2 separate regions of the Mus musculus genome follow, and region 1 is linked to region 2. The links are chromatin loops, found by intact Hi-C in ENCODE. Cell type or tissue: left cerebral cortex. All regions are shown on one strand. Each heading gives the region's core, and the rest is flanking DNA. Links, peaks and the distances in the headings are about the cores only. Region 1 overlaps Gal3st1 (galactose-3-O-sulfotransferase 1). Region 2 holds the start of Castor1 (cytosolic arginine sensor for mTORC1 subunit 1).

What was found. Peaks named below come from ENCODE experiments on the same cell type or tissue, not always from the same donor. Only the 100,000 strongest peaks of a DNase experiment are listed, where the experiment ranks them.
Region 1: a loop joins it to region 2, with 2.0 times the contacts of the local background. A loop is called at or near these places in 3 of 42 quality-filtered maps.

The regions. Positions count from the first base shown.
Region 1 is chr11:3,998,073-4,006,396 of GRCm38, reverse strand. Gal3st1 (galactose-3-O-sulfotransferase 1) reads right to left here. Exons shown (of 4, transcript NM_016922.3): 4 at 7,069-8,324. The coding sequence ends at 7,331. It also overlaps the pseudogene Gm11954. Among named protein-coding and RNA genes, the nearest start is that of Gm46265, 17 kb to the right of the region's middle. In left cerebral cortex, for the core only: CTCF peaks have their summits at 306 (motif pointing left) and 4,622 (motif pointing left); DNase peaks (open chromatin) are centred at 732 and 4,613.
Region 2 is chr11:4,214,492-4,222,815 of GRCm38, reverse strand. It overlaps Tbc1d10a (TBC1 domain family, member 10a), which reads right to left. Exons shown (of 9, transcript NM_134023.1): 9 at 7,311-8,115. The coding sequence ends at 7,663. Castor1 (cytosolic arginine sensor for mTORC1 subunit 1) reads right to left here and starts at 4,591. Exons shown (of 9, transcript NM_028022.2): 1 at 4,390-4,591; 2 at 3,798-3,868; 3 at 2,524-2,708; 4 at 2,309-2,441; 5 at 2,010-2,133; 6 at 1,557-1,670; 7 at 1,310-1,392; 8 at 1,121-1,215; 9 at 407-973. The coding sequence starts at 4,502. The coding sequence ends at 896. In left cerebral cortex, for the core only: CTCF peaks have their summits at 2,185 (motif pointing left) and 3,129 (motif pointing right); DNase peaks (open chromatin) are centred at 3,143, 4,296, 4,671, 6,396 and 2 more places; H3K4me3 peaks cover 1,118 bases; H3K27ac peaks cover 3,839 bases.

The DNA of each region.
Region 1 (8,324 bases), core at 49-8,048, 220 kb after region 2:
ATGACCCCAAGCTGGAGAGATGACACAGAGGTTTAGAGAACTGACCACTCTTCCAGAGGTCCTAAGTTCAATTCCCAGAAACCACATGGTAGCTCACAACCATCTGTAATGGGATTGGATGCCCTCTTCTGGTGTCTCTGAAGACAGCTAGAGTGTACTTATTTACATACAATAAATAAATAAATAAATAAATAAACTAAATAAATAAATCTTTAAAAATAACCTAGCTGGGGCTGGAGAGATGGCTCAATGGTTAAGAGCGCTGACTCTGTAATGGGATCCGATGCCCTCTTCTGGTATATGTGAAGGTGGTTACAGTCTACTCACATATATTAAATAAAGAAATCTTTTTTAAAAACAACCTAGTTGATATGGTAGCATATATCTGCAATCCTCTTACTTGGAAGGCTGAGGCAGAAGCCCTGGCCTTGTGTTTAAGACCAGCCTGTCTCAAACAAAACAAAAATACCCTACTGTGTGCCAGGCACTTGTCCAGTTCATGTTGGAATCCGGTTCCCAGTTGTAAGCATTCTGAGAGGTGGAGGGATCTATGTGGATGATGAGGTTGTGGAAGCCTGGAGCCTGCCCACGCTGGGATCGCCTACCTTGTGCCTTTCTGCCTTCTGCCAAGGCCCTCACAGGTGCAAACATAATACATGTAAATTTCCCAAGCTCAGTACCAAGCAACAGAAAACAGCCTAAAGCAGCCCACAGAGGGAAGATGCCACAAGAGGCTGTGCTGGCTTCTTCCCAAGTGCCACATCCTGCCATGGTTGATGTGTACTAGGGAGGGAAGAGTGGTGGCTGAGAGTCTCACACAGGCAGTGTCGACCGTGGAGAGAGAAAGCCTTCCTGTTAGGGACCTCACAAGCCCTGGGTGGTAGAAGTCTGAAATCAGGTTCTGAGCTACATCCCTTCTGCAACTCTAGGTGGAGCATCCTTGCCTGCTGCAGTTTCCCCTTGCTCCTCCATATCCCTTGTCATACGGCACCTCTCTGGTCCCTATCTGAAGTCACGTGGCATTTCCTCTTTTCTAGTTTTCTGTTTTTGAGAGGCAGTCTCATGTAGCCTAGGTTGGCATTCAAACTCCTTATGAATCCCAGGCTAGACTCAAACTCACAATCCTTCCTCTATCACATCCCACTTAGCAGGATCACAGGAGTGTATGAACAGGAGTGTGTATACAGGAGTGTGTATACAGAAGTGTGTGCCCAGGAGTGTGTATACAGGAGTGTGTATACAGGAGTGTGTATACAGGAGTGTGTGCCCAGGAGTGTGTGCCCAGGAGTGTGTATACAGGAGTGTGTATACAGGAGTGTGTGCCCAGGAGTGTGTATACAGGAGTGTGTATACAGGAGTGTGTATACAGGAGTGTGTGCCCAGGAGTGTGTATACAGGAGTGTGTGCCCAGGAGTGTGTATACAGGAGTGTGTATACAGGAGTATGTGAACAGGAGTGTGTATACAGGAGTGTGTGAACAGGAGTGTGTGTACTACCATGACTTCCTTATGTGGCACCAGCAATTGAGCCCAGGTTTTCCTGCATGCACTGTGCCAGCTAAGCTACATCCCATCCTGTTTTGTGTGTTTATACTTTATTATCTTAAATGCTCCTTTTATTTTATGTGTATGAATACTTTGCCTGCCTGCATGCATTCCATATGGAGTGCAGAAGAGGACTCCCCTTGAGTTGGAGTTAGAGGTGGCTATGAACCACCACATGTGTTCTGGGAACTAAATCTGCATCCTCTGCAAGAACAGCCAGTACTGGTAACCACTGACCCACTTCTCCATCCCCTGCCTCAGACTCTTGAGTGTTGGGATTACAGGCATACACTGCCATGTCAGTCTTCATTCTAATTTTTTTTTATATAAGACCAACAGAGATATTAGATTGGGGGTTGTGGAATTACCTCATCCTAACTTGATGGCATCTATGAGATCCTGGTCAGAAGATACCTCAACATGCTCTTGGGCAGGATACAGAGAGGTGGTTTTGTGGGCTTTCCTGAAGAAGGGAATCCTGACCCTGGCTTGGTGACTGTACTGGCTATTTTTGTGTCAACTTGACACAGCTGGAGTTATCACAGAGAAAGGAGCTTCAGTTGAGGAAATGCCTCCATGGGAACCAACTGTAAGGCATTTTCTCAATTAGTGATCAAGGGGGAAATGTTCCTTTGTGGGTGGGACCATCTCTGGGCTGGTAGTCTTGGGTTCTATAAGAGAGCAGGCTGAGCAAGTCAGTAAAGAACATCCCTCTATGGCCTCTGCATCAGCTCCTGCTTCCTGACCTGCTAGAGTTCCAGTCCTGACTTCCTTAGTGATGAACAGCAGTGTGGAAGTGTAAGCTGAATAAACCCTTTCCTCCTCAGCTTGCATCTTGGTCATGATGTTTGTGCAGGAATAGAAACCCTGACTAAGACAAATTGGTACCAGCATAGTGGGGTATTCCTGTGACAACCTGACCACGAAGGACTTTGGAACTTTGGGCTAGAAGACCTATTCGGTGTTGAGAACTCTGTGAGATATTGTGTAGGAGCTTGGAAGATAATGTTGAGAACAGTGCAGAAAAATGGAGGCCTGGCTTGTGAAATTTCAGAGGGAAAATTAAAGACTCTTTTCAGGGCCATTGCTATTTTGGATTGTGAAGATTCTGTGGTTCTGGTTAGCTGGGGCTGAAGAATCAGCTGTGATTAACAAGATACCAGAACTACTAAAGTAAAACCTTTGCATTACTGGGACTATTGATGCTGGTTAGCTGGAGCTAAGAAATTAGCGGTGATTAAGAAGAGACCAGCATCACTGAGGTGAAATCTTCTGGGAAGTATTTTCTGAGAGCACAGAGGCAGTGTTCCAGAGATAACCAAGGTTGAACCTTGTGCTGTGGATGGACTTAATAAAGTGTAAGAGTTACCCAGGTGGTACTGGTTTTGAAGGCATGAAGGGGTCACGCAGAGCAGCTGAGGCTCGGCACTGTGAGAGGCCATGGAAGGCCATTGGTGAAGGTGCAGCCTCAGTTGCAATTGATGGCCCAGGACTGAAGGGGTCATACAGTGTTTTGGAGATGCCAGTACAATGAGATGACCACCAAGAGCAGCAGCAGTGGAGTACAGGCGGCTGGAACCTAGAAGACAAGGTGTGTGCTACAAAGGGCATGGCTGGAGAAGTGACCCAAGCCCTTGGGGGAGCCCAGAAGATCGTGAGTTAGATCCCAGACATTGGACGGTTGGAGATTGATTTTTGCTTTTGATTGTGACTGTGCCCTGATATATTTTCCTCTTGAAGGAAGTTTTTTAGTGAAGCCCACAGTTAAGAGACTTTGAATTTTAAAGTACTTTGAATTTTAAAAAATACTGGATATTTTAAAAGGATTGAATTTTTTTTTTTTTTAGAACATCTGAATTTTTTAATCCTTCTTTACAGGTTACCTAGACCACTTTTGATTAAGAAAACTGTAGAAAGTTAGTAACTGCCACAAGTGGACGCCAGTTGGTGGCATGTGTCAACTTCCACAGAGTCCTGCTTTGCGGGGTGTCTGAATGCACTGCTCGGGGTCTCTGCTCAAACTTGCTGGAATCACTCCTGGCAGATTTTAGTCCACAGGTCGCTTTTCCCCATATTTCTTTGTAAACTCTTCCACATTCTTACAGAATTTTTTACGGTTTAGAGTATTCTTCAGCTAGGCCAGCCCGGAGTGGGTGCTCAGGCTGGGGGTCATTCGCCAGTGCTGTGAGGGACTGGATTACTTGGTCAGTCTTGGTGGCTGGCTTCCAGTTTTCAGCACTAATGACTGGCAGACAGACCTGCCCCTTCTCATCAATGTTAGGGTGGTAGATCTTTGTTTTAAATGTGATCTTGGGTGGTTTGAATGGATACTCTGCTGGAAAGTTGATTTCAATTCTGAAGGCTCCCTTATCATATAGAGGGTTGTCCTTCATCAGCCTCCTGCTGGTCGCCATCTTGGATCTGGTGCTGCTGCTTGCCCCAGGACTGAACTTTTAATATGTAAAGACTGTGGGACTTTTAAAGTTATTTAAGATCTTGGGGATGAATAAGAACTAAGGGTTGAGGCTTACTAGTGATGTATTTGTGTGTCAAGTTGACAAGGGGTCAATTGTACTGGCTAGTTTTGTGTCAACTTGACACAGCTGGAGTTACCACAGAGAAAGGAGCTTCAGTTGAGGAAATGCCTCTATGAGAACCAACTGTAAGGCATTGTCTCAATTAGTGATCAAGGGGGAAAGGCCCCTTGTGGGTGGGACCATCTCTGGGCTAGCAGTCTTAGGATCTATAAGAGAGCAGGCTAAGCAAGCCAGTAAAGAACATCCCTCCATGGCCTCTGCATCAGCTCCTGCTTTCTGACCTGCTTGAGTTCCAGTCCTGACTTCCTTAGTGATGAACAGCAGTATGGAAGTGTAAGCTGAATAAATCCTTTCCTCCCCAACTTGCTTCTTGGTCATGATGTTTGTGCAGGAGTAGAAATCGTGACTAAGACAGTGACATACACAAGATCAGGTCAACTTGCCTGGTTACTACAAGTGTGCGCTGGCTGGCCTGCACAGCTAAGGCTGGTACAGCTGGAGAAAACCAACCGCAATACCTTGCGCCCTCTGCTGTCAGGGAGTGGCAAAAGCACCCAGGAGCCCGCAGAGCCATTTTGCAAATGCTTAGGGGCTTGGACCTCTCCTGTTGTTCAGAGAAGTCAGTTCTCAGGCTGTGGATTTCCCTGCTTTTGCAAAAGATGGATCTAGATTTCCAAGCTCTTTCCTCTCTTCCATCCTTTCTCTGTGACCCTAACATAGTTTCTCAGCCTCTCTGAGTCTCCATCACTGCCTTGGGGAAGAAGCCAGGATCACTCATGTTCCAACACTGCTCATGGTCCAGCAACCAGTCATTCAAATATTAATTACAATAATAAATGTATGAATAACAGCAAAGCCCTTAGGACTAGCAGACAGTAAGTGCTGAGGGAGAGAATCATATTTCTGCTCTCTGCCAAGTTCTCCTTGGATCTTTAAAGGTTCAAACATGTCAATCACAATAATAGTTAATAATATAGTAACATACTAATAATTAATTGGCATTTCTAGGCTGTTTGAGGCCCAAAGAGATATAATTATGAGGTTTCTTAATCCAAGGATACCATCATATTCACACCATAATAGCTCTGTGATTAACAGAAGCAGAGAAAATTAGCATATAGATTCAGGGTGAGATAAACTTCCCTATGAATAATTCTTTCATCAATTAAAAAAAAAAGATTGTGTGCTCAAGTGCACACATGTGGATGCCTACAGAGGTCAGGAGAGGGTGTGGGATCCTGAATTGACAGTTATAGGAGATTGTGGGTAACCACCTGAGGCAGGTTCTGGAAGAGCAGGGGGTGCACTTGACCGCCTCTCCAGCCTCCAGTCCCTGCCATGTTTACTGTTTTCCCTTTATAGTTTAAACCCTGGCTGCATAGGTGGGGACGACAGAGAACAGTATAACTTTACAAAGCCATGAAAGTGTAGGTGGTGGTTCCAGTGGGCTGGGGAGTCCAGGCCTTGTGTGGAAGGTGAAGAGATCTGGGATAGGGAATGTCCATGAGTAAATCAAGAACAATTTTGCAGCACACGGTGGTGGACACCTTTAACCCCATCCCTAGGAAGGCAGGGGTAGGTAGATCTCTGAGTTCAAGGCCAACCAGGGCTTCATAATGAGACTGTCTTAAAACAAACGTGCTCAGCCAGGATGATATCAATATCCACTGAGCAGCTGGCCTCCCTAACTTCTCCCCACATGGCTTGGGCCTGATGTTTAATCCCAAGAGACAGAATTAATCCAGACCCAGTGAGGGTTTAGGATCTGACAGCTCCCAGGCTGGCATCAGAGTTCCGGCATTGGCGCTTAATCACTTATGACTGTGGGTAACTAAGTTCACCTTCTGAATTTTGGTTTATAAAGTCAGGGAGTTGTTAGGCATTTGGGTTTGGGATATCGACACTTAGATTGAACTCGGCACAAGGAGAGTCCACAATTGTTACTTAGCTATGACTAGGGCTACTTTGCTCCTAGCTGGAAGTCTGGGACTTTTGTGTCCCTCAAAGGGTCCTGTTATCTGGGGGGCACCAGGTGCAGGGAGTCACAACTAATTCTTTACCCAGGTGACAGCTCACCATGCTCAACTGACTTGGCAGCCATCTGTATCTCTGGACACAACTCACGAAAGGATCCAGACAAATTTGGGCTGTTGGGTAGATGCTGGGGTATCTTTGAGATTCAAGAGCTGTGTGAAGCAGGTCTGGGTGTCAGTGAGTGACCCAGTGGGGACAGAAGCTGCTAGTTGGGACTAGAAAGGGGCCATTGGGTACAGGGTGAAATGGGTACTCAATATGGAAAAGTATGGGGGGGGTCCTTAGCTCATGGTCCTGAATTTGATGTGATCCTCCCCCAGCATGTCCCTCCCCCAGCAAGTCCCTTAGGAGTCAGATACCACATCTAGAAAGGGACACTAATTGTGTCTGCCTCCAAGAGTTACTGTAGTCACTTGAGAACTTGTGCGATCCAGGGCCTGCAGCTCCGCACCCCATGGAATGCTGCTCCCAGCCTCCCGGTCATGTGTACACATGCACACTTCACACACACATTTGTTTCTAATCTCTGCTCTAACCTGGTCGCCACAGCTGCCAAACAGCTCCATCAGTTCTTTATAGCCTGAGCAGTAAAACGGCTCCCTCCCTGATTTGGTCACATGAGGTCATTAAAATCCCTATTCCACTAAACCTTTGTGCTGAAATCCTATTCTCATAGCACTCATCCAAGAAGGAGGAACACAACCAGCACTCAGCCTCACATATGATCTTCCATGTTTTGGCAGCTTGTGGAAGTCTCTGAGCCACACACGACTTCAGCAAGTAACAAACACACCAGGCCCCTGCCCTCTGCTGCACTCCAGTCTATAGACGCCCTTCCAAAGGTCCCATCCCAGACACCCTCCAATCACCACAGTGAGACCGATTAACAACAACAAAAAAAAAAAAACAAAAAAAAAAAACAAAAAACAAAAAACAAACAAAAAAAAAACACACACACACATAAAATTTCTTTACTTCTGCGTCTCCCCTTGTAAGAGGAGGCTGGAAATAAAGGGGATTTAATAAAAAAAAAATGGCATAATTAGTTAAATACCTCTCCGTTAGGCTCTCTCCTGCAGAGAGACTAGTCCCAGACAGCTATGACCCTAGGGACCCCAGGGTGGCACTAGGTGTGGCTAGGGAAGGCTAGGTGCCAGAGGCTCCCTGCCCGGCCTTGCTGCATCAGGAAGCCAAACAGGAGGTGGGCAGGATACATCACCACCTTAGAAAGTCCCTAAGGAACTTCCAGAGCTTGGTGACCCAGAGATTGGCACCGAGGTCAGACAGGTACTGGATTTCGGGCGTGAGCATGCGCCGGCAGAGCTGCTCGTGTTGTGGCCCGATGCTCTTCTTGAGGTTGTAACCCAGGATGGACTTGATGCCCAGGGGTTGCCAGGGCTGCATGGCCGAGTCCTGGATGGCCTCAGCACCAACTGCTTGGCCGCCATCTATGCAGATGTGGCGCATGTGCTCGTTCGCTTGGCGCAGCTCGGCTACCTCGCGCGCCATGCGCTCACGCCCGAAAGCTTCCACCTTTCGCCAGAAGCTGGCGTTGAAGTGACGGTAGAGGCGCACGTCCAGCAGGTTCCAGGCGGTGGCTCGGCGGTACAGCTCGCCAGAGAGCCGCGGAACCGGCGAGTCGCGCCGCGCATTGAGCTTGAAATACAGCACGTCCTCCAGGTCCCAGCACAGCAGCTCTCGGAGCAGCACCAGGGATTCGTCGAAGTACTCCTGCAGTAGCACCAAGTGGAAGCGGCGCTCCACCTCCAGGATGTGCTCCTGCACGCGCGGGCTGGCCGGGTCCAGGCTACTATCATAGCCCAGATCGAAGAAGAGCAGGTTGCGGAGGTAGTGCGCGTTGTAGCTGCTCGGGTCGTAGTAGCGATCGGGGTCCTGCAGGAACTCGGCCAGCTTGTCGCGGCTCGACAGCTTCCAGGTGAGCGGCACCACGGATCCAAAGTAGTGGAAGGAAGACTCGAAGAGACGAGCAGGGTCGCGGATGACGGTGATGAAGGTGGCACCCGGCCGCACCAGCCCGCGCACTTCCTCATAGTGGAAGCGCATGTGGTTGCAGATGATGTTGAAGCACGCCCCAGGCCGGTAGTCCTGCACCAGGCTTCGTGCAAAGTACGACGGGTAGTGGAAGTCGTTTCGGCCATTGGGGAAAGCGAACTTGAGCTCGTGCTTCTGGCCGAAGCGGAACAGGATG
Region 2 (8,324 bases), core at 18-8,017:
AAAACCCCAAAAGGCCTGGCTGGCCACTATTCCAAGTGTCATAAAGTGTGTGACTTCTCCGTAAGAGGGGCATAAGCATTCAGGCAAGGCCCGTGGGTTGCAGACAGCAGCCTTGGAGAAAGGTGCTTTGAGACCTCCTGGATAGGTTCTCCAGGATCCAGCCAGGGGACTCTTAGGTAAGAGGGACAGGGGAATTTCTCCCAGTGTGGGGAACTCTCTAGGTTGTTCTGTAAGTAACTACGAATTAAGAGACGCTCTACTTTAGAGATGAACCACATGACTTAGTCACAAATGTGCTGGAGGCTTCAGTTCCTCATTTGTCACATACATAAACTGCTTGAAAAGCCAAGGACGGGGGGACAAGTCTGGGAGAGACCAAGACATGACGCCAGCTGTCACTCAGAACCAGAGGGCACAAATCCGCAAGTCTTTTATTTATATAAACAGTCATGAAAATAAAAGTGAGATTTAATTCTTCCTTCGGAGTCCCGCGAAGGGAGTGCACTGCTGAACTCATCTGGCTAGGAAAGCAGTGCAGGCTGGAGGTCAGAGCCCGGCCCGGGGATGTGAGCCTTAGCCAGGGGAGAGGCGGCTCCAGCTGCAGGCAAGCAGGCTCTGTGCATTGCTGAGGTCACATAGAAAATGTTGGGTCGGGGATCTAAGCCCCAAGCACCAAGGTATCTTTTGTGGGCAGGCATGGCCACGAGTCCCAGCTCCATACAGCTGACAGACAGACAGCAGAACCAGGCATGGCCACGAGTCCCAGCTCCATACAGCTGACAGACAGACAGCAGAACCAGGATCCCTTGGCAGGACCAGGGACTTGTTCTGAAGCTCAGAAAAGTTTCTGGAGCCCCGGGGGGCTTTACGGGAATGCTGGGGGTCTGGTGCTTCCCTATGGGTCCTTGGAAGCCTGGCTTTCCTGCCTTCGCTGGAGAATATCAATGACACAGCCGATCTCGTCTTCAGGAACCTGGAGGGAGTGTACAGCATGAAACGCCAGGCTAACTCTGGCCAGGGATGCCCGACCCCCTAAACTAGCTGTGATGCTGCCCCCCCCCTCCCCCCGCAAGGGACCTCAGTGTGCTTGCTGGAACCTCCGTCCCAGCCAGGTCCTCACCAGCGCATGGTCAAAGTTGAATGTGCTGATGTAGTAAGCAGAGATGTCAACAGCCGCCAGGGGACCCGCAATCTGGGCCACAATCCCACATTCATCTGAGGGTTGGAGACACGGGTGGCTTACCTTAGATGCTGTGAAGACCCACAGGCTTGCCCTCCCCGCCCCCCCCAGGGAGTGAGTGGACCTCACCGAAGCCCAGGGGCTGTCCCCCGATGCGCACCATCCTCCACAGCTCCCCAGAAGAACTGGTCAGCAGGAGGTCACTGGGGAACCTGGGGAAGCAGTGGGTGATGGGAAAGGCACTTCACGCACCCCCATCTAGCCTGACCCATAGGGCCTGTCCTGCTAACCTCGGAACCTGGCACCCCTCCCCCACCTTCCCTGAGGCTGGCTGAGGGTCTGTGGTCTATGGAGAATTAAGGAAGGAGTTACATACTTTCTCTGGATCTCTGCATCCATGACAATGGAGATGTACCCCTCGATGAGGGAGAAAGCGAAGAACGGAATGGACGTTGATTCAGGACCGCCCGAGGCCGCTTCCTTGGGGACACTTAAGAGATATGATGGCAGGGAACATTACCTAACGAGCAGACCACAGAGGAGGAGCCGGACAGCTCTGGGAAGGCCCTTGAATCTCTTACTTCATTGTGAGAGACCCCTGATTTCCTGAGGGATAAGCCCCAACGGCCAGAGGCCTTGAGCAGAGGGAGAGCCGGATTGGGAGTATATGGCTGGGAAGTGGCTCTGCCGACACCTCTGGCTGAGGCCTAACAGGCTGTCAGAACCCTAAGGCACTGAGCATGACACAGAGTAACAGAAGGGATGAGACAAAAGGCAGAGGGCAGGAAACAGTAGTGGGAGGCAGAGATCACGTGCACGCATGACCCACCTGTGGGAGTAGAAGAGGACATCGATGAGGGTGGTGGCGACAGCCGGCAGTGTCTCAGGGTCCAGTGTGAGGACACAAAAGCGGTTCTGAGGGCTCTGAATGGGATGCACCGTGGGACTGGGCCCTGCTCAGGAGACAGGGGCCACAAGGTTATCTTGGACTGGGGCGACCCCTGGTGGCAGGTCAAGGAAAGGCTAGCCCATCTCATACAGTGAGAGTGTTTTGCACCCTTTTAAAAGACAAGCCCTCCCGTGGGAAAAGGTCCCACTTAAATCTGGGTGCTGGCGGGCAGACCTCACCGTGCTGGATCTGGGGAAAGCCATTGCTGGAATCGTCTCCAGTAACGGGCACAGGCTCCCCGCCTACTTCACGGTAGATTTGGAACTCCTGGGCCAGTGTGTGGATCACCACAGACAGGTCCTGCTCCCGTACCTGGGTCAAGGCAAAGGACACATATTACGCAACACCAGGTCCCTCTGCGTATGACCTGCATTAGCACCTGCCCAAAACCCACCAGGATGAAGTCTGTCTGGTATGTGGACAACATCAGAACAGACACATGGTGTTCAGCCAGCGGGGCAATGACAGACCGGGCAATCTTGGTTACTCCAGCAGCCTGCACCACGGAGCCACTGTGAGATACGTTCATCACCAGCCATGTGGCCTCAGCCACTTGCAGGAACTCGGATGGGGGTAGCTCTGTGGGCAGGAGGTACATGCCTGGTTAGTCAGCTCTCTCCGCCTCTCAGTTTCTCTGTTTAAACCTTGCCCATCAGATCTGTTTCCTGACAGACTCAGAGCTCAGGGCCGGTTCCTATCGTTTCTACCTTGGTGTGCATCATGCGAGCATTCTCAGTGAGCATTACTACTCCAAACTCACAACTAGATTCAAGGCCCAGATTTTTCTTTTTCTTTTTTCTTTTTACACCATTTTGCTGTGTGAGACAAGTGTGTTTTGGGGCGTTTTGTTTGCTTTGAGACAGCGCCTTTACAATGTAGATTAAGCTGAGATTTAACTTAAACTGATCTTATTGCCACAGCCTCCTATGTGCTGGGATTACAAACACCATTTAGTCTGTTTCCTATCTGCAAAATGGACTTCATGGGCTTCAAAGCACCACCAGAGGGCACCCAGTGACCAACTGATGGGAAAGCTCCCTTGCAGACAGATTTCCCTACAGAACAGGGAATCTAAGTCCTTAGGGAGGGAGGCTCAGCCAAACTCTAGGTGGCTAGCTTGAGACTCCAGGCCTTAGAGGATGGGGCAAGCAGGCAGACATGGAAGCCAGAAGTCATTTCCCCGGTCCCAGTCCTGAACAGGGACAAGGGCCAGGGTAGCTGTTGTTCACTCAGACTCAGCCAGGAGGCCCTGGACCCTGCTCTGGGCTTGCTGCCTGCCCCTGCATTCCTTCCCTAACTCTCAGCCGCCTAGGCTTCCCAAGCCAGTAAGGGAGGGGCTGCTTTCCACTGGGGAGACAAGTCCAAGAAGAAATAATGTTCAGGGTAAAACAGCTGCAGGAACCCCTTTATTTTCCCCTAAAACTGTGAGACACCATGGCCACCTGTGCTGGCCTGGGACTCATATTCAGCTCCGTGTGGGTTTTACGTTTATAAAACTCTCACAAATTTTGTCAAACGGTCACGACTCCATCCCACACAGTACTTCAGTGAGTGATGGAAGGTTTGAACCCGGACCTATATTCCTTTGGGGTCTAAGCTCTCTGGGAAGCTGGATCCCTAAACTTAGTAAGAATACTGCTTAGAGGCAAACAAGGAACCAGTTCCGACCTTTAAAGCCCTCCTCATCCACCATGAGAGTGTAATCTTCCGGAGTCTCAGTCAGGCTGAAGAACTTGCACCTAGGAGGAGGGAAGGGGTGGGAAGACTTTCAGCCTAGAGTGAATGGAATGGAGACAGCAAATGAAGTCTGCTCCAGCAGCACTAAAGGACCCCCCACCAGGAGCCTTCCGGACCCGCACTCGGGCCTCACTCTCTTCCTTGGATCAATGAGTCTAGATCCCATATTTGGGATCTCCCCTCCATTCCACAGAAGTGGAAGGCTTTGGGTCCCCCTGGACAACTCTCAAAAGTTAACGTGAGGAGACTAGAAAGGGGCTACAGCCTGCCAAGGAACACATGCCCCCACTACACTGCCTACTCCAGGCAGTTTGCACCTTGACAAGCCCTGGGAGCGGGGCCCTCCGGGCCGGATAGGCGGCGTCGCAGAAAGGGTAAGGCCCAGGCTGGATGATGGCCAGAGTGGCTAGCGTCCCCACCCGGTACCCGCTGCTTCGCGGCGACTCTAGTCCTCCGCCCCTGGCCCAGAGGGGCAGAGGAGCCTCCACCCGCCCGACCTGCGCTCGTGAACCCGGGTGCGCACCGACTGCGACAGGGCAGGAAGAGCAGCTTGATGAGCGGGTGGGTGTAGAGCCAGAGGCCCGGACGGGCAATGCTCAGTACTCGCACCCGGTGCTCTAGGATGTGAAGTTCCATCGCAGATACGGCAGCCCCGGCCTGGCCGCCAGCGAGACCTAGGCAGGAGGCGATGCGGTGGCGCCGGGCTTAAAGAAGCACCGCCCGCTACCGGTCCGCCCAGCCAGGGATCCACACTTCGGCGGCCACGCCCCACAGCCACTGTGAAGTGGCCACGCCTCCTCCTGAGCCCTGCCTACCGGGCGCTGCGGGCTGCCTTCAAACTCTGCCAAAGCCACTCTTCTAGCCCTCACCCATCTGAGTCCTTCAAGGACACGCCCCAGACACGCCCTTTCCGCTGGACGCCCGCTGTGTTGGGTTTGGGAACGTGCTGGAAGCTCCTGGTCCCCTCCCTGTCTATCCTCCAGGCTCGCACGTGGGCTTTATGGTTAAAGCCACTAAAACGCAGAGCCTGGCGGTGGTAAGTGTGTATCTTTAATCCCAGCACTAGGGAGGCAGAGGCAGGCAGATCTCTGTGAGTTCGAGGCCAGACTAGTCTACAGAGTGACTTCCAGGACAGCTAGAACTACACAGAAAAACCCTGTCTGGACTGTAGGAAGGCTGGAAGCCGGGCTGGAGCTCTGTTGGGGCCAGAGCTGTCCATAAATCTCCGGAGTGGGGAGGTTAGGCTGGAGACCCGCGGAACAGCTGAGTTGGAGCCTATCTTCCTTTTATTGCCGGGGGTAGGGGGCAGGGACTGCAGAGCTGACAAGGACAGTAAGGACTAAAGATCCCTAAGAATGGGGTGCCCAAGGTTGGTTTGATAGTACTGCAACCCTATCTTGTTGTTGTTTCGACCAGCAAAACCTGGCCGGTGTGGCAGTTTTTAGTCAAACAACTTCTGAAATAGAATGCTCCCCACTGAGGGGAGGAACCGAAAAAGGGTCCTCCTCTCCTGTCTAAGCAACATACTATGGACTCTGAATCTTTTTTTAAATTTTATTTATTATATGTAAGTATACTGTGTCTTCAGGCACACCAGAAGAGGGTATCAGATCTCATTTCGGATGGTTGTGAACCACGTGGTTGCTGGGATTTGAACTCGGGACCTTCGGAAGAGCAGTCAGTGCTCTTAACTGCTGAGCCATCTCTCCAGCCCTTACCCCTAGATTCTGAATCTTATTCCAGGGACAACCCTAAGTACCTGAAGTGAGAATGCCCAGGGCTCAGACACTGAGGGGACAGGCCATAGTATTTGAGGTTCCCTGGGTATCAAACCAGAGACCTCCCTGTTGAAGTTTTCTTAAAGCGTCTCATCATTTGCAGAACTCAACTGGCCTGAACACATCTAAATTAGCTACAGATCCAAGAAGGCCCCTAAGCACTGGCAGACACCCCAGTGATCAAGGTTTAAGAAAACCCCAAGGCTGAGCAGAAACGAGCAAGCACAGGTTGATTTCACGGCAGGATGGGGCATGCTCCAAAGGGCCCTTGTTTGGCCCAGACACTCGGCTTCAGGTTGGAGGCTTTAAACAAGGTAGTTTAAAGCAGGCCTTGGGTGTGATCAAGACCCAACAGGCCCACGCAGGACTTGATGCTCCAGACCCTGCATCACAGGCAGAAGGAAGCTGGGCTCAGTCCTGTTCCTGGCTTTGCTAGCTCCAGATAATTCTCATGGAACAGTGTGCAGCCGTCACATCCTGGCCTGTCCCCTGGAGAACTAAGGGGGTTGGGGGGTGCTTTTCAAAGGCTGAGCCCATTTCACCACAGCAAGTGTGAACAGAGTAGGAAACCACAGGAGTGAGAGGCAGGAGGTGGAGAGTGTGCAAGCTGCCCAGAGTCTCTGGTAACCGTTTGCCTTTCTAGCCTCAGTCTCCCCAGTTGTACCAGGACAACACGTGCTAGGCCCAGGCAATGCCTAAAAGCTCCCTGTGAGTCTGTCCCTCCCTCCCTGTCCCCTGCTATGGTCTGGCCCAGCTTGGTCTCAGGCCAGGAACAACCACTATTGTTTGACTAGAAAAGCTGCTTCCTCAGCAGAAGGGGGGCCTCTCCCAGGGACACCCTGTTCTCCTCACCGCCAACTATCAGGTTGTAGCTGAGCACCTGCCTGACCCTCCACCGCCCTCTGCTCACTTGGGTGAGGGGCTTGGGTGCAAATGTGGCACTTGGAGGAGGAGGACATTGAACTCCTCTTATGTCAGACACAAGCCCAGCCTGGCATGTGGACCGTGTCAGCCAACAGAAAGTAGCGCTTTATCAAGGAGGCCCACTTCTCCCCTCACCTGTCTTTCTTTGGTGGAGGCTTGTGTCAGGCGCCTGCAGTACCTTGCCCTGGCGGCAGCCCCTGATACTGTGTGAGTGCTCACAAGTTAACTGGGGTCTTAAGTGAGCTCCTCATCTCACCACGGCAAGTGTGGACAGAGTGGAGAGCCACAGGGCTGAGAAGCAGGAGGCAGAGAATGTGAAGCTGCCCTGAACCTCAGGTAACCATTCGCCTCTCCAGACTCAGTATTCCCAGCTGTACCAGGACAATGCAGCCTAGGCCCAGGCAACGCCTGGAAGCTCCTCCAAGTCTGTTTCTCCCTACTCCCTGCTATGGTCAGCATCTAGGTCTGGCCTTGGAGCCTTTAGCTACCTCTTCAGGATCTTACCCCCAATCCCCAATAAAGAAGCACAGAGCAAGGCCTTGGGGACTATTTCCTGTTCTGCCCAGTGGTGGGCTTTAGCCTGGACTGACTCTTCTGTGTAGAGGTGAACATGGAAGAAAGATGGGTCGAGAGAGAAGAGCCAAGAACAGTAATTGGCTCTGGACTCCGTGCTCCTGTATGTTTCAGGGGGGCTCCCGGGATGAAGGGCGATAGCCCTTTGGGTCCTAACTATACACAGCTCTATACACAAGCCTGTTTATTTCCGTACAAAACCATATATCTATTTTACACAAAGAGTACCCCACCGCCTCCCCGCATGCCAGCACCCTACCCCTGGGTAACATCTCCCCAGAAGGATGGGGCTGAGACCCAACCCCTTTGGCCACAGCTTCTGCCTGTGCTGGCTGGACCAGCTCAACTCAAGAGAAAATAAATAAGGAGGCCCAGGCAGACTCTGTACTGGACCAGCCAGATCCTATCCCAGCCCACGGGCCAAGCAGTTGGCTCCTCAGGCGCAGAGGACCTGGAGTGTTGTCAGTCTTTGAACCGTGTAAGACGTGAGAAGACCCCCGCGGAGGCCTGAGCTCCCGGGGTTACAAGTAGGTGTCCTCACTCTCCTGGGAGGTCAGGCTCTCCTGGGAATGGTGGCAGGCTAAGTTCTGAGGAGTAGGGTCCTGGGGGACCGGGTCCTTTGGGGACACACCCTGAGGAGGACATGCATCTCCTGCAGCAGTCACCACTGTGGCTTGACTGAGGCCTGGGGACTTGTCCAGTTGCGCACTGGTCTTTGTCCGCTTCTGCTCCTTCTGGGCCTGCTTGTGCGGCTTAGCCTTGGAGCTGAGGAGGGCTGCATCTGGCGGTAGGCGGATGGAAGGTGAAGGTTGCAGGGCAGGCCTGGGACCAGGCTCTGCATCCAGGATGGCTTTGGCACCATGCATCCTGGGCAGAGAGCGGCACTCCAGCTCACCACGCGTCTCTTGCCAGCGCCGCAGCTGGATGAGGTGCTCCCGCTCAATCTGGCGCTCCGTCACAGGCAGCTCTATCACCTTTGGGGCAATGAGGAGCAGGTGAGCACCGGAAGGATGACCTTCCCCTCTGCTTTCCTGCCCACCAGCTTCCCTTACCTGTCTGCTAAAGGGAAGATATCATTGTGGTCTGAGTGCCAAACATGAGAGCCACGGTCTCAGAAGAGACACTACCTATAGCCCACACACCCCTCTCTCCTTACATCTAGGACAGGAGGCAGGGCAGAGCT